2 separate regions of the Homo sapiens genome follow, and region 1 is linked to region 2. A link is an interaction called in ENCODE POLR2A ChIA-PET data of the cell type or tissue named here. Cell type or tissue: endothelial cell of umbilical vein. All regions are shown on one strand.

Region 1 (5,000 bases), 520 kb after region 2:
TCACCGGCTTTATTCTTTTAGCAAATGTGTATCCTGCACCAGGCGCTATTCTAAGGACCGGAGGTTGGTAGCTGTGCCAGTCTGGGCCTGTTTGCCCTTGGGGTCCGTTCCTTGTCCTTGCTCTGATCTGCTGGGTGTGGTCGGGAGCCAATCTCTGTAGGTTCTTGTGTCCCAGGCTCCCGTGTCACTGGATTCAACCCGTGGGAGGAGCTGCTAGGAGGTTGGAAGGCAAGAGGAATGGAGAAGCCAGTGTTTCTACCTCCCTCAGTCTCCAGAGGCCACTCTGATGGCACCTGCAACTCCTCCGTGGCTCCAGCTCCCACTGGACGGACCCTATGGCCTGTCCTCTGTCGGCGCTTCCAGCCCCTGGGCCTCAGTCCTGCCACCTCCCCTGTGTCTCTCTGGCCTGCGGGTGGGGGCAGCTTCCTGCTGTTGCTAATCTCTGGGTTGCTCCATTGCCCCCGTTTGGGTTCTGGGATCTCCTTCCTTGTGTACCCAGTGCCCTGCGTTGGAGTCTCTCAGTTCCAGTGCCCAAGTGGCTTCCATCTCCTGGTTGGACTCTGACTGATCTAGCAATGAAGGTGACATGGCCCCAGCTTTGGGGTGGTTTCTAGTCCAGTCACTTGACTTCAGCAGCCCATTTTCTCACTCTTGATTCCTCCGGGGATTTTCTAAAATACACATGGAATCGCGCTTCTCTCCCGTTTTAAACGTTCTTCTAGCTCCCCCGGGTCCCCTCGTCCACCCGAGTAGGACTGCAATCATATTGAGCTGCTTTCTTTTCCTAAAGGAGCTCTACTTCGGTTCAGCCCTTGGTTTCTGCAGATACGTGCCGTGTTCCAGGCTTGGAAGCCCTCCCCACTCCCTTCCCTGGACACTCTCCCTGGACACTCTCATGCTCTTGCTCTTGGCCAGCCAGCTCTGCCTTCAGGACTCAGCTCATCGCCGTCAGAGGAAGCCTTCCCTGCCCTCCCAGCCTGGATGCATCTCGTCAGTGCGCGGGCACTTGTGCGTCACTGCTGGGGATTGGCTTGCTCTGGGCTGATAGCTTTAGTTGTCTGCAGCCAAACTGTGGGCTCCCTGGGGGCTGGGACCAGGGCTGGCTAGTGTACCACTGTGTCTGGGATGCCTGGCAATAGATATCGAAGCATCTAGGCATCTGTCCTCAGGAAATTCTCTCATGTTTGCATAGACACATACCCAAGTATGTGTCAGGTAGCATAGTGAAAAACCAGATGGCCTCCAAGGTCTTCAGTGAAAAACCACACGGCCTTCAAGGTCATCGGTGAAAAACCAGACGGCCTCCAAGGTCATCAGTGAAAAACCAGATGGCCTCCAAGGTCTTCAGTGAAAAACCAGAAGGCCTCCAAGGTCATCAGTGAAACCCAGACGGCCTCCAAGGTCATCAGTGAAAAATCAGGCAGGTTTCAAGGTCATCACTGAAAAGCCAGACAGCCTTCAAGGTCATCAGTGGAAAACCAGACGGCCTCCAAGGTCTTCAGCGAAAAACCAGACGGCCTCCAAGGTCATCGGTGAAACCCAGACGGCCTCCAAGGTCATCAGTGAAAAATCAGACAGCTTTCAAGGTCATCAGTGAAAAGCCAGACAGCCTCCAAGGTCGTCAGTGAAAAACCAGACGGCCTCCAAGGTCATCAGTGAAAAATCAGACAGCTTCCAAGGTCATCAGTGAAAGAATAGGTCAGTATGTCTTAGTACATTGATTCTGTGGAATATGATGCAGCAATGAAAAAGAATGAAGTGAATCTAAAATGCATGACTGTGGAAAGATATCCAAGACATGTTATTGTCTAAGACTCATCACACAAATGCATAACACAAAGGTATTTTTTAATATGTATATGATTGCATAGAAAAATGAGACCAAGGAAACACCCTCCTCTGGCAAGAGAGTGGGCTTGAATTCAGGTAAAGGGGATTTTGTTGCTTTTCACACTTCTCATTTCTATATTATTCAAATTGTAATGACAGCCCTGTATTCACATATTAGCTGTGAAATTGCAAAGTATGTAATAGGCCATTATGAGAAAGAAAAAGCCCCACATTTTAGCCAGTGTGTCCTTGGAGTCTCCCCCGACAATGCCAGGGAAGTGGGAAACATTTTTTCCTGAAGAAATGTGGAGCAGAGGCGATTCTCTGGGTGTGTTTAGGAAATGATCCCATCCTTCGGGAATGCCGTTTTTGGAGTTCGACGTTCTCTGGAGGCTTGGGAGATGCAGCCAGGGCGCAGAGTTGGCAGTGGCTGCAGACATCTCTTTTCAATGTGGACCTCCTGCCACAGCCACGAGATTCAAGGATTTTCTAGGAAAATGAACGCCAGTGGATGTGTGGAATTTTTTCACAAAGTAAGTGACGGGGGTCCCTTTGCACTTCTCATGCCCCCATGGTTAATTGTGTGTGTGTGCTGGAAGTGGAGGAGGGCGGTGGGTGGTGCAGCTGTTTGAGGACTCACCCTTCTTCGGAAGGCTGGGGTCAATGGGGTGCTGTTTCCCCGAGTCAGTTGAAACGCCCATGGCTAAAGCCTGTGGATCATCTCACCCCTGCATTTCCTATTTGGCTCTCACTTTGGTCGAAAGACAGCGGAGCGCAGAAAATCTGTCATAATTGTGAAAGTAGGACCTGTCATCCTCTAAGGGTCATTCTTCCTGGCCCACCGGGCTTGTTGACACCTGGAGTTGGGTAGCAGAGAGAGGGATGTCGGGACCGTGAATTAACAGTGGCCACCACTTCATGGTGAATGGCATCCAGACAACACCTTCACCTGTCTGGGGAAGAACATAGGCTAGGCCTGGGAGAGGCTGTCTACTGAAGTCCCTGCAGGGGTCCAGGCTGGACTATACCCCTCCAGCTTGGCGAGAGAGCCAAGGACCAGCAAGGGAAGTGATGTACGCTGAGAACCGTCCGGGCGCCCAGCACGGGTCAGGGCCTTTGGCTTACAGGCTGTGTTTATTTCTGAGCAGCCCTATGCAGTTGGCATTAGCATCCTACCGTTCCCACTAGCCAGCTGGGACTCAAACCGATTAAGTAACTGTCTACCTGCTTCCTGTGTTCTGTGTCTGTTGGTGTTGATTAAAAAATATAAAAGGCCAGGTTCATGCCTGTAATCCCAGCACTTTGGGTGGCCGAGGCAGGAAGATCACTTGAGCCCAGGAGTTCAAGACCAGCCTGGGGCAACATAGCGAGACCTGCATCTCTATTTTTTTTTTTTTTTTTTTGAGACAGAGTCTCACTCTGTTGCCCAGGCTGGAGTGCAGTGGTGCGATCTCAACTGACTGCAACCTCCGCCTCCCAGGTTCAAGCAATTATCTGCCTCAGCCTCCTGAGTAGCTGGGATTACAGGCGCCCGCGCCACGCCTGGCTAATTTTTGTATTTTTATTAGAGACGGGGTTTCACCGTGTTGGCCAGGCTGGTCTTGTACTCCTGACCTTGTGATCCACCTGCCTTGGCCTCCCAAATTGCTGGGATTCCAGGCATGAGCCACTGTACCCGGCCTCAAAATATTTTTTAACAGAAGTAGCAGGGTGTGGTGATGCCTGTAGTTGCAGCTACTCAGGAGGCTGAGGTGGGAGGATCACTTGAGACTGGGAGGTTGAGGCTACAGTGAGCTGTGATCGCGCTACTGCACTCCAGCCTGGATGACAGAGTGAGACCCTGTCTCAAAGCAAACACACACACAAAAAGTAAAATCCCTGTGATTATATTTTTGCTAGTACTTGCTAAGCTGTAGCTGCTTCAATTTGAGAGCAGAGCCTGGGCTGCCCAAAGAAAGTCCTGACCCCTTAACTCAGAACTCCGTCAGCAGAGGAATTGGGTTCTCTGGGCTGTTCTCTACTCAGGCACACCCTTGCTGGGCCTCCCATGCCCCAGGGCAGTCCAGGAAATAGTGTGTGCATGGTGGAGGGGAAGGACCTTGACTGAGACCAGACAGGGTTGGAATCTTGGGTCTCCTACTTCCTGTCTCTGTGACCTTGGCCAACCATTTAACCTCACTTGAGGAAATTGAGCCTCAGTTTCCTCATCTGTAAAGTGGGGTTGTTATGACGATAAGACAGGATAAAACACATGAAACAGCCAGCATTTTACCACTTTTAACCTACAGAACGGCAGTTTGACATGGCTCACTCAAGTATGTCCATCATGGAGATGCCTCAGTGAGGTGCTGGGACATGGTAGACTCAGTAATGTTCCCTTCCTCTCCTCCAGCCCTCAGTGTTGAAGGCTTTGTCATCCTGAATGGCGACGAATGGGAAGTGAGCTCTGAAACTGAAACCACCATTTGGGGACAAAAGCTGGCATTGTAGTTGTGGCTCTCTGGGAAGGTCTCATCTGTCTTCTCGGGGCTGTTCCCTAAAGCTGTCATTACGCTGGCTTTGCGGCAGGGGTGCAGCAGCAGTGGGTGGTGATGCGGCTGCTCTTGAGTGGCCTGGTGGGGTCATTTCAGTTTCAAGGCCTTGGAGAGTGTGCTTAGCAGGTGGGGCCTAAGATTTGCATTTCAGCTGCCCAGGTAGTCAAGAAGCGGTATAGCAAAGCGGCTGTGAGCCCATTCTCTGGAGTCCTGCTGGCTGGGTTTGAACCCCAGGTCTGCCTCTTGCCTGCTGGTGCACTCAGCCAAGTTACTTCATCTGTCTGCCTCGATTTCTTCATCTCTAGTGGTTTCTACCTCAGAGACTCTGGGAGCCACAAACAGGATCCCACTTCTTGAACAATGCCTAGAACAAATAAGCAATTTCTATGCTGTAGAGAGTGTTTGCTTACTTAAAATAATGCTTATTAAAAATTGGCGGGTGCAGTGGCTCATACCTTTAATCCCAGCACTTTGGGAAGCCAAGGTAGGAGGATCATTTGAGCCCAGGAGTTCAAGACCAGCTTGGGCAAGATAGTGAGACCCCATCTCTCAGAGAGAGAGAGAGGGAGGGAGGGAGGAAGGGGGAGAGAGAGAGAGAGAGAGAGAGAGAGAGAGAGAAGATAGAAAGAAAGAAAA
Region 2 (5,000 bases):
TCACCCAGGCCCAGGAGGTTGAAGCTGCAGTAAGCCAAAATGACACTACTGCACTCCAGCCTGGAAGACATAGTGGACCCTGTCTCCAAAAAAAAAAAAGGTACAGAAACCTAACACGTATCTCAGCCAGGTGATCAACGTCAACATTAACAGTGATAAATTATGTTGTAGTATGCAGCCTTGATGAAAATGTACTTTACCTCTGTGGTCTTCATCCGAAAACACATGATCCCAATCCAATTATGAGGAAAACAAGACAAATTCAAACAGAGGAGCATTCTACCAAATACCTGGCCATTATGCCTCAAACCTTTTCGGGTCATCAAAAACAAAGAAAATGTCACAGATAACAGGAGCCTAAAGAGTGACAAGAACTAAGTGTAATGTGTATCCTGGACGGAATCCTGTAACAGAGAAAAGACATTAGGTAAACACTAACCTGAAGCAATCTGAGTAAGCATGGACTTTAAATAACGATCATGTATCAATATTGGTTTATTAACTGTAACAAACACCTTATCAATGTAAGATGTTAATAATAAGGGACACTAGATGTGAGGTATATGGGAACTCCCTGTACTGCATTCACAATTTCTCTGTAAATCTAAAACTGTTCTAAAAAAACAAAGTCTATTTAAAAATAAAAATTACAAAACAGCTGTATAGTGCTCCATTGTGTGGATGCACCATAGGTCGTTCAACTACTTTACGTTGGGAAAGTGTGTTCCCAACATTTTCCAAGTGCAAACAACACTGCAGTAAATAACTCTATGCATACATTTTTTCATACTGTTAGAGTTATACTTTTAAGATAAATTCCTATAAGTGGGACTGATGGATTAAAAAGCAAATATACGGCAGTTTTGCTACAAGGCAGCAAATTCCTCTCTATAAAGATTATAACAATTTGCAGTCCCATCAGAAATGTATGAGGGTATACAGTGTTGCCAACAGAATGCGCTGTCACACTGTTTAATTTGGCCCCCCTGCAGATAAGTAATGGTATGTTCAGTATATTTAATTTGTATTTCTCTAATTATTGAGGTTGAACATCTTCTCATGTTTAAAGGCCATCTTTTCTTTTTTTTTTAAATTGTCTCTCATGCTTTTGCTCATTTTTCTCTCTGATTTTTGGCCTCTTATTCCCCCTCCTTTTTTTTTTTTTTTTTGTGTAAAGACAGGGTCTCACTTTGTCACACAGGCTGATGTGTTGTACTGCAGCCTCAAACAACTGGGTAAGTGATCCTACTACCTCAACCTTCCAAGTAGCTAGGACTACAGGCATGTGCCATGCCCGGCCACTTTTATTTTTATTTTTTGTAGAGACAGGATCTTGCTATGTTGCCCAAGCTGGTCTGGAACTCCAGGCCTCAAACGATCCTTTATCAATCTTTGATTTTATTGTCTCTGGAATTCAGGGTCCTTACTTAGGCACACTTTCCCCACACCTAGGTTATATAAGAATTTATCCAGGTTTCTTAGTGTTTGTATCGTTTCATTTTTGACATTTAGATGTCTGCCCCATTAGTTGATTCATATGTATGGTATTCTAACTTTTTCCAAACAGCTATGTAATTGTCCCCATGCTATTTACTTAAAAATCTATTTTCCAGACTTCTGCTTCTAGCCATGAAAGAACAAACTGAATATATAAAACAACTATTTTCAGATATTGGGACAACAGACTACAGGACTGTGATAACTGAAAGAAAAAAACAAAACAAAGTGAACCCTACATTCACCTAGCTTTCTACCCACAGACAATTTCCAAACCATGTAGCAGAGAACAGAACTCAAGAGGAGAATGGTAGTTTCACCGAGCAGAGGAGGCAAACGTCAGAGGAATTCGGGCAGGCTGGGGCAGCCGGAATTTGTGAGGTAGAGATAAGCAGCAAAAGAACTCCAGAAATCTACATGGAGCTGCCTTGAGTCACTGACTGAGTATTCACTACACATGTATTGGGTGACTTTCACAATGCCATAGTCACTACGAAGAACAATTACAGCAGCTACAAGCTGAAAAACGCAGAGCTCACACAGGGCTGGGAGTCAATGGAGTCCTTATAAGCCAAAGTAGAGATCTCATTGAATATGCAAGTCAATCAGTAAAGAATCCTAATTTAGTAATTGGGCTAAGCTAACTCTAGAGTAAAGACTATGCCAGCTATGCCCTAAAAATATGTAAAAACACGAACTGCCTGCTGATACAAAAGATAAAATCCAAGTCATCAACAATGTTCAGCCTCAAAAAACAAAAAACCAGTAAACAAGTTTTTTGTAGAAAATGACAAGCTGATTCTAAAATTAATATGGAAATGAAAGTACTTAGAATAGCCAAAACAACTTTGAAAAAAGAACAAAATTGGAGGATTTATACTATATGACTGAGACTTACTACAAGGCAACAGTAATTAAGACAGCATGGTACTGGTGTTAAGAAGAGACATATAAATCAGTGAAACAGACTAGAGAGCCCAGAAATAGACCCACTCACATATGGTAAATTGATTTTTGACAAAGGGACCATGGTAAATCAGCAGGGATAGAACAGTCTCTTCAACATATGGTGTTGAGACAACTGGCTACCCACAGGCAAAGAAAATCAACTTCAACTCACACCTCATACTATACACAAAAATTAACTTGAAATCTCAGATAAGAATACACAAATATCAAAAGAAAAAAATGAAATTAACTTGAAACGAATCATAGACCAATGTAAAGCTAATACGATAGAACTAAAAGAAAATACAGGAGTATCTTTGTGACCACAGAATACACAAAGATCCTTAAGACACAAAAAGCACAAACCATGAAAGAAAAAAAAAAGACTTCATCAAATGTACAAGCTACTCTTTGAAACACATCCTAAAGGAAGTAAAAAAAAAAAAGCCACAGAGAAAATATTCACAATACACTTATCAAAGGATTTGTATCCCAAATGATAAAAAGAATGCTTATAACTCAGTCATAAAACAATCCAATTTTAAAATACAGGCAAAAAATTTTATATGAATGGCCAAAGAAGCACATGAAAAGCATGTCAAAATCATTAGTCATCAGGGAAATACAATTTAAAACCAAAAGGAGATACTACTACATATCCACACAATGGCTGAACTTAAAAAGTTTATAATATTAGGCAGTGGTGATGGACAGTGGTAGGAATGTAGAGTAGTATAAAATGGAAAACAGTTTGGTGGCCTTTTATGAAGGTACATATACACTTAACACATGACCTAGTCATTCCATTCCTAGGTATTTACCCAAGAGAAATAAAATGATGTTTACACAAAGACTTGCACATGATGGCTGGGTGCGGTGGCTCATGCCTGTAATCCCAGCACTTTGGGGGGCCATGGCAGGTGGATCACCTGAGATCAGGAGTTCGAGACCAGCCTGACCAACATAATGAAACCCCGTCTCTACTAAATATACAAAAATGAGCCAGGTGTGGTGACACACACCTGTAATCCCAGCTCCTCAAGAGGCTGAGGCAGGAGAATTGCTTGAACCTGGGAGGCAGAGGTTGCAGTGAGCCAAGATTGGGCCCCTGCACTCCAGCCTGGGTGACAGAGCGAGACTCTGTCTCAAAAACAAATGACTTGTGCATGAATGTTCATAGCAGCTTTATCCAAAATAGCACAGCTGCAAACTGTTTATTTGCCTAAATGTCCATTAATAGGTAAATAAACTGTGGCATATCCATACAATGAACTACTACTCAGAAATAAAAATAAATGAACTAATGACATGTGCAACAGCATGTTATGACCCTCAAAAACATATCATGGTGCAAAATATAGGAATATACAATGTAGGCCAGGTGCAGTGGCTCATGCCTGTAATCCCAGCACTTTGGGAGGCCGAGGCGGGAGGATCACCTGAGGTCAGGAGTTCGAGACCAGCCTGCCCAACATGGTGAAACTCCGTCTCTACTAAAGATAAAAAAAATTAGCCAGGCCTGGTGGCGCACGCCTGTAATCCCAGCTACTAGGCAAACTGAGACAGGAGAAACACTTGAACCTGGGAGGCGGAGGTTGCAGTGAGCCAAGATCGCGCCACTACACTCTAGGTTGGGTGACAGAGTGAGACTCCATCTCAAAAACAAAAAGAATATACGATGTAGTGTAAATTTCTAACAAATTCTAGAACTGCAAAATTCATCTATATCAACAAAAAGTAGTGCAGTGGTTACCTGGGCAAGACGTAAGTTAAGGGTTGGGGACTCACTGCAAAGGGGCACAGGAAACTGATAGAAATGTTTTAGATCTTGACTGTGATGGTGGTTGCATGGGTATCTATATATGACAAAACTCATCAAACTGTATACTTAAAATAGATGCATTTCCTTACATGTAAATTACACCTCAATAAAGTTAATTTTTTAAAATCCATCTTTAGTTCCAGTGATTCAAGAAGCCACCTTTATTATAAGAAATCCATTTGAAAGAAAAAAAAAACAACAACGTTTAAATAGATTTCAATTTAAAAACAGTCATGGACCAAAAAGCAATATACAAATATAAACATAAAACAAAGATTACTTAAAAGCAAGGGTTGAAAAACTCTGCCCCTTAATTTGATTAACCATGGAAATAAATATGATGCGATAATATCCTTATTTATGTCTAGTATTACAAAAAGCACAACATAAATCTAAAGGGCTATACTGGCAAAATCCTCAATAACAAGACTGAAATGTTATTCCACAGAGTCTCTTTCTCTCCGCTGTGCCTCTCTGTTGCCAGACCCTCTCCCCTTTTCTGTCTCTGACTATAACTGACCATATACAAATTGAAATATTCTACTTTAACACAAATAATTAGTTCTTGTTCTTTAAACAGTGAATATTTTATATAGTTTTTACTTTAAAAATCAAAACGTTATGTTTTATTGATGTAGTCTGGCTCATTTGATCTATATGTATAGTGAAATAGCCCAAAAAATATTGTCATCAACAACATTCTTTGAACCAGTAAAAATATCTGACTTCACAT

The links. ChIA-PET counts read pairs that join two places held together with the same protein. Peaks named below come from ENCODE experiments on the same cell type or tissue, not always from the same donor. Only the 100,000 strongest peaks of a DNase experiment are listed, where the experiment ranks them.
Region 1: POLR2A ChIA-PET joins it to region 2 with 7 read pairs; 1 of 35 experiments calls an interaction of 5 or more read pairs at or near these places.

The regions. Positions count from the first base shown.
Region 1 is chr16:81,515,622-81,520,621 of GRCh38, forward strand. The region is part of intron 1 of CMIP (c-Maf inducing protein); the gene reads left to right. Among named protein-coding and RNA genes, the nearest start is that of MIR7854, 16 kb to the right of the region's middle. RefSeq lists enhancers at 293-942, 2,576-3,273, 3,785-4,403. In endothelial cell of umbilical vein, no CTCF peak of the experiment used is centred here; DNase peaks (open chromatin) are centred at 2,190 and 2,910; H3K27ac peaks cover 3,277 bases.
Region 2 is chr16:80,991,554-80,996,553 of GRCh38, forward strand. All of the region lies in intron 2 of CMC2 (C-X9-C motif containing 2), which reads right to left. Among named protein-coding and RNA genes, the nearest start is that of CMC2, 13 kb to the right of the region's middle. In endothelial cell of umbilical vein, no CTCF peak of the experiment used is centred here; a DNase peak (open chromatin) is centred at 1,928; H3K27ac peaks cover 2,212 bases.